Regions from separate parts of the Homo sapiens genome. Here region 1 is linked to region 2. A link is a loop called in an ENCODE intact Hi-C map of the cell type or tissue named here. Cell type or tissue: PC-3. All regions are shown on one strand. Links, peaks and the distances in the headings refer to the core of each region. The heading gives the core; the rest is flanking DNA. Region 1 overlaps GALNT7 (polypeptide N-acetylgalactosaminyltransferase 7). Region 2 overlaps GALNTL6 (polypeptide N-acetylgalactosaminyltransferase like 6).

The links. Peaks named below come from ENCODE experiments on the same cell type or tissue, not always from the same donor. Only the 100,000 strongest peaks of a DNase experiment are listed, where the experiment ranks them.
Region 1: it touches region 2 in a loop (6-fold over the local background); 27 of 110 quality-filtered maps call a loop at or near these places.

What each region holds. Positions count from the first base shown.
Region 1 is chr4:173,181,510-173,184,424 of GRCh38, reverse strand. All of the region lies in intron 1 of GALNT7 (polypeptide N-acetylgalactosaminyltransferase 7), which reads right to left. Among named protein-coding and RNA genes, the nearest start is that of GALNT7-DT, 13 kb to the right of the region's middle. In PC-3, for the core only: no CTCF peak of the experiment used is centred there; DNase peaks (open chromatin) are centred at 1,774 and 2,464; H3K4me3 peaks cover 928 bases; H3K27ac peaks cover 1,927 bases.
Region 2 is chr4:173,036,776-173,039,658 of GRCh38, reverse strand. All of the region lies in intron 12 of GALNTL6 (polypeptide N-acetylgalactosaminyltransferase like 6), which reads right to left. Among named protein-coding and RNA genes, the nearest start is that of GALNT7, 130 kb to the left of the region's middle. In PC-3, for the core only: no CTCF peak of the experiment used is centred there; no DNase peak of the experiment used is centred there; H3K27ac peaks cover 1,497 bases.

The DNA of each region.
Region 1 (2,915 bases), core at 309-2,808, 140 kb before region 2:
GGGTTTCGCCGTGTTGGTCGGGCTGGTCTCCAGCTCCTGACCGCGAGTGATCTGCCAGCCTCAGCCTCCCTAGGTGCAGGGATTGCAGACGGAGTCTCGCTCACTCAGTGCTCAATGTTGCCCAGGCTGGAGTGCAGTGGCGTGATCTCGGCTCGCTACAACCTCCACCTCCCAGCCGCCTGCCTTGGCCTCCCAAAGTGCCGAGATTGCAGCCTCTGCCCGGCCGCCACCCCGTCTAGGAAGTGAGGAGCGTCTCTGCCTGGCCGCCCATCGTCTGGGATGTGAGGAGCCCCTCTGCCCCGCCGCCCAGTCTGGGAAGTGAGGAGAGCCTCTTCCCGACCCTCATCCTGTCTAGGAAGTGAGGAGCGTCTCTGCCCGGCCGCCCATCGTCTGGAATGTGGGGAGCGCCTCTGCCCCACCGACCCGTCTGAGATGTGAAGAGCGCCTCTGCCCGGCCGCGACCCCGTCTGGGAGGTGAGGAGCGTCTCTGCCTGGCCGCCCCGTCTGAGAAGTGAGGAGCCCCTCCACCCGGCAGCCGCCCCGTCTGGGAAGTGATGAGCGTCTCCGCCCGGCAGCCGCCCCGTCTGGGAGGTGGGGGACAGTCCCCGCCCGGCCAGCCGCGCCGTCAGGGAGGTGGGGGGCAGTCCCTGCCAGGCCAGCCGCCCCGTCCGGGAGGTGGGGGGCAGACCCCGCCCGGCCGCCGCCCCGTCTGGGAGGTGGGGGGGCGCTTCTGCCCGGCCGCCCCGTCTGGGAGGTGTACCCAACAGCTCATTGAGAACGGGCCATGATGACGATGGCGGTTTTGTCGAATAGAAAAGGGGGAAATGTGGGGAAAAGAAAGAGAGATCAGATTGTTACTGTGTCTGTGTAGAAAGAAGTAGACATAGGAGACTCCATTTTGTTCTGTACTAAGAAAAATTCTTCTGCCTTGGGGAAAAAAAAAAAATTAAGCCCACGTCAACCCAGGAAAATTTGCAGTCCTTTGACAGAAAGGAGCCTTGTGCCAGAAAACCCAATCCCTAATCTTTCTCCCATTCCTGCTCAATCACTGATCTTTACATTTCATCATTCATCCCTCTCAAGACCTGTGGTATTTCAAAGGATATAACAGCCTATTAATGCAGCTTTAAAAAAAAAAAAAAAGTGCAGCGTGTGAGAGGAATAGTGGGAGGGGGTGCACAGAGATGACACAGAGAACACATTTTTTTTAAGTTCCATTATCTCTAATTTTAGAAATGAAATTTTATTTTCTCATTATCACTGGCTCAAGAGTTAAAGGTTCGGTTACCTTTTACCTTTAATTAAAAAGTATCAGGTACACAGAGAAAAAGCAGTGTGTGTGTGTGTGTGTGTGTGTGTGTGTGTGTGTGTGTGTGTGTGTTTATGTGTGTGGATTATGAGTAACCTGCTAGCCTCACCATTCAAAGGTTTGGTTATCTTTAATTTAAAAGTATCAGGTACATAGAGAAAAAGCAGAGTGTGTGTGTGTGTGTGTGTGTATTATGAGTAACCTGCTAGCCTCATCATTCAAAGGTTTGGTTATCTTTAATTTAAAAGAATCAGGTACATAGAGAAAAAGCTGTGTGTGTGTGTGTGTGTGTGTGTGTATTATGAGTAACCTACTAGCCTCATCATTCAGAGGCAACACGCTGTTGTGTCTGTGTGTGTGTGTGTGTGTGTGTGTGTATTAAGAGTAACCTGCTAGCCTCATCATTCGGGGCAACACGCTGTGTGTGTGTGTGTGTGTGTGTGTGTGTGTGTGTATTATGAGTAACCTGCTTGCCTCATCATTCAGAGGCAACACGCTGTGTGCCCACATGGCAAGTTTACTTTTTCTAGCTACCTGCAGTCAATAAAATATACAACTGACATTTTTTATCCTTAAAATAATCATTCTTACTTTTAGCACCCACTGGAACCCAAAAGAAACTGACCAATGAATCACTCAAATTCCAGGCCTCATAATCAGAGAAAGGAATCCACTGTTCCAAGGGAGAAAAAAATAGATTGTAGTTATTTTTAAAAAGAATTAAAGGAATAGTAGGAAAAGTATCTCAATTCACCAGAAAACAAAAATACTGAACAAATGTATATTACTTTTGCTCTTACCTTAAGTTTTCTAATTTTCTATATTTAAAAAAGCATCTATTCCTTAACTGACACTTACAACTTCCTTTTAGTTATTCTTTCTGCATTTATAAATGCAGAATCATAAATCATTACACAAGACATGTTATTTTTAAACATAAGTACCTGTCACTTAAGCTAAAGAAGTAGTTGCAAATAAGAATAAATGTTTCAAGCCATTCATTTATCTTTAGGAAGTGATTTTTGCCAACATATAAGAAAGATTTTAACATTTACTTTTATCTTACTGTTACCAGTTAACAGAGCGGTGGTCAAGGATGATAACTGCTTCTTACAAAACATGATTTTACCACTGTGAAACTATTAGACTCTCTGGCTGTGATTCACTTTCCATTTAGTCATAGTGTATAGGCTGATCAAACAAGAGTGGCTGTACTCTTCTTGCAGTCATAATTAATGGAAAGTAAGACGAAGCCGCATTCATTAAAACCTTCCTCAGATTTTCAAATAGGACACTGGGAAAAATAATATGAGAATGACCATACAGTATATATGTATTTTGACCAATACTTGGATGATACCGGCAGTTCCTTTCTCAGGCTAAGCAAACAGCAGGACCTGGGAAAAGCCATGGTATTTTCAGCTTTATTATGTCTGTAGGTGATTCCACTCTTCAAAATTTTCAAAGTTAACAACTGTGCTTTCACGTACCCTACATTTATTTTAAAATAGAAGTGTTACATGTGCCATGATTTAGAGTCTAAATGTTAGCTATAAGAAGAGGAATAGAGTTATCTTAATTTCATACAGAAAATGTATTTCTTTAA
Region 2 (2,883 bases), core at 1-2,500:
AATCCATTCATTTTCTGCTCTGTGGTGAGCTTTTTGCTATCTGCTTAAATTTTGAAAATAGTAAGTATATGGGGTTGCTTGGCAAGTAACCAATAATGTAGCTATCTGGGAAGAAACACATACACAAAAAATTGTATTTTAGTCCGCAGTAAATAATACCCCCTGCTCACACGCACACACAATGACTAGAAGAGTCATAATTCCCTCACATTGAATCTCTAATGGGAAAGAGAAATACAAAAGAAAAAAAAAAGCAGCAGTCAAAAGTGCCGGGTTCTCAGCTGCCCTTTTCAGAAGATGAATATGAGTTTGGGACAAGGGACACACAGGCAATAGCTGAATGTACAAATTCAAATTTGCTAGTTCTTGAGCTTCAGTCTCCTCTCAATCCCTTTATTGATATAATGCAGGTGTTCCAGTGCTGCCGTTCTCATTGCTTTCTGCAAAATGGAGGAGGCAACATTCATTTTAAAAAAGCCCCCAGGTACATGATGCAGATAACAGCTCAGTGAATGAAAATATACCACGAGGACAGAAAGTTTAAGTAGTGAGCAAGCTCATTATCTGAACAAGCTCTGTTAACACACACCCTCTTTTAATTGTGTTAAGTGGGGAAAAGGTAATGCTAAAAGAAAAATTTCCTAACTAGTAATAAATTTTACCTCTAATGTTGTCTATAATGCCAATAATACAAGAAAACATCCCCAAATCCCTGCTTATATTTTAAGATCAAGTAATGTTTTATTATTTAGTTTAGGGAAGGTTTACAGGCTCTGGTTACCTTTATCTGAGGAATACTAAACTTGCAATGCTTTTAGAATTAGGAGTTTCTCAGGCACCCTTTGTAAACATTTCTGGGTTGCTCCTGGATTTTAAGACTCCATCAACCAATATTTAATGTCCTTTTAGGATCCGGATGTTTGCATAGTTAAGCACTGCATGAAGGAAGAAAGAATAAGGAAGGAGAAAGGCAACCTGCAGGCAATTTAGTTTGCCTGTTTCTATTTTCAGTGTAAACAAAGAGCTGTGCCTAATACAAAGGCTTGCTATTCTCTTCTGCTCTCTTTATGAGTTTCCTGAGTTTATTGTGGATTTTACTTTCCTTACACAAAGAGGGCTCCTGAGATCTCCTTGCCATTTTCTTTCCATCTTGCTTCATTAATTCCACCCGTGTCTGACCCCAGGGAAAGACTCTGAGAAACTCTCTCCTCCCTCTCCTCTGGGGTGGAGGAAGCAGCTTCCAGGAGGAAGGAGAATGCAGGCTGCAGCTCACTCCGCCAGCCCTTCTTTCTGAGGGTCCTAGATATTTGCTGTCCCAGATGCCCTCTCCCAGCCGCTGCTGTGGCTCCTCAGGCAGCAGTCTCCTTCGCTGTCTTCTCTCTTCTTCCCCAGCATCTCTCATGCTCATTCTCCCAGCCCCAACCAATAGTGAAGCTACACGGATCTAATACATTTAGGTCAGTTTTTCAAAGAGCACTCTTAAGCTGTTATAGTCATAAAAATTCTAGGTGACCTGCTACATTCTAATTCACTTTGTTCTATACACATGCACTTCTTGCCCCCTCTTCACTATCTGTATTTTTTCCTGTTGTTACCTTTATCAATAGCTCATGTGGGGCTGGGTACCGTGGCTGACGCCTGTGATTCCAGCACTTTGGGAGGCCATGGCGGGCAGATCACATGAGGCCAGGAATTCGAGACCAGTCTGGCCAACATGGTGAAACCCCGTCTCTAATAAAAATATAAAAATTAGCCAGGCGTGGTGGTGCACATCTGTAAATCCAGCTACGTGGGAGGCGGAGGCAGGAGAATCGCTTGAACCCAGGAGGCGGAGGTTGCAGTGAGCCGAGATCAGGCCACTGCACTCCAGCCTGGGAGACAGAGCAAGACTCTGTCTCAAAAAAAAAAAAATGCTCATGTGGACCCTCCAGATGAGCACAATTTCCCCCTCAAAACACATAACTTCATGAGAGTTAAGAAATGAGAAAAGGAGTAGGACATGTTTCTATTCTCTTTTCTTCCCTAGCTTGTGTACCTCAGTATGCATGCAAATGCCAAACCAGACTTTCTGAACATTTTATTTTTTCAAACATTATTTTCTGAACCATCAACTGATCATATTTTTCCAAATCCCATATTGGAACACATGCTCTGAGAAATACAGGTGTACTCCTGGGCTGAACCAAGTCGAGTATGCAAATATACCACTACCCTGAACCATCCAGAATGTTTTCTGTTCTTGTACTTCATGTTCTCATAAAAGTTGAAAAATTGGATTCCCTTCATCTGTCTATGTCTGAGAAGCTTCATCAGTAAAATGAGGTGGGGGGGATTAGATAAATCTCTGGAGCCTCTCCTAGTCATAAAATTGAATGAGCATTTTATTCCAAAGGTCACTAGTGACAGAGACAAATGACGAGGTGTCAAACTAGAGACCATCCACAGTGATCAGTAGATCCACAGACTAATTGTTCCCTGGTTGGAGACAGAGCTCTGCTCACCCTTGTCTTGGGAGTGCTCAGCAAGTCCCGGAGGTGAAGCTTCTCAAAGCACCCTCTGCCTTGCCCATAGCAAGCATTTTCCACTTTTGACCTTGGGGCTAAGCTACATCATTGCCATCTTTACGTTTCTACTCAGCTGAGCTTGTGAATCACTAATTGTCTTTCCTGGTGCTTTTCCTGGTTGGACTTAAGTCAGTGGATCAAGTAATTGTCTTTTGAATGTGGTCTTTGGTTCTATGACAGCCTTTCCCTCCTCTGCCCTTCACCTCAGTGGTCACAGCATTGATGGCTGTAACAGAACTGAACACAGTTTTTTTTGTGGAATAGACTTCTGAGTGTTTCGGCAAGTCTGCTGTTCTAAAACAACCCTCCCTAAAGGACG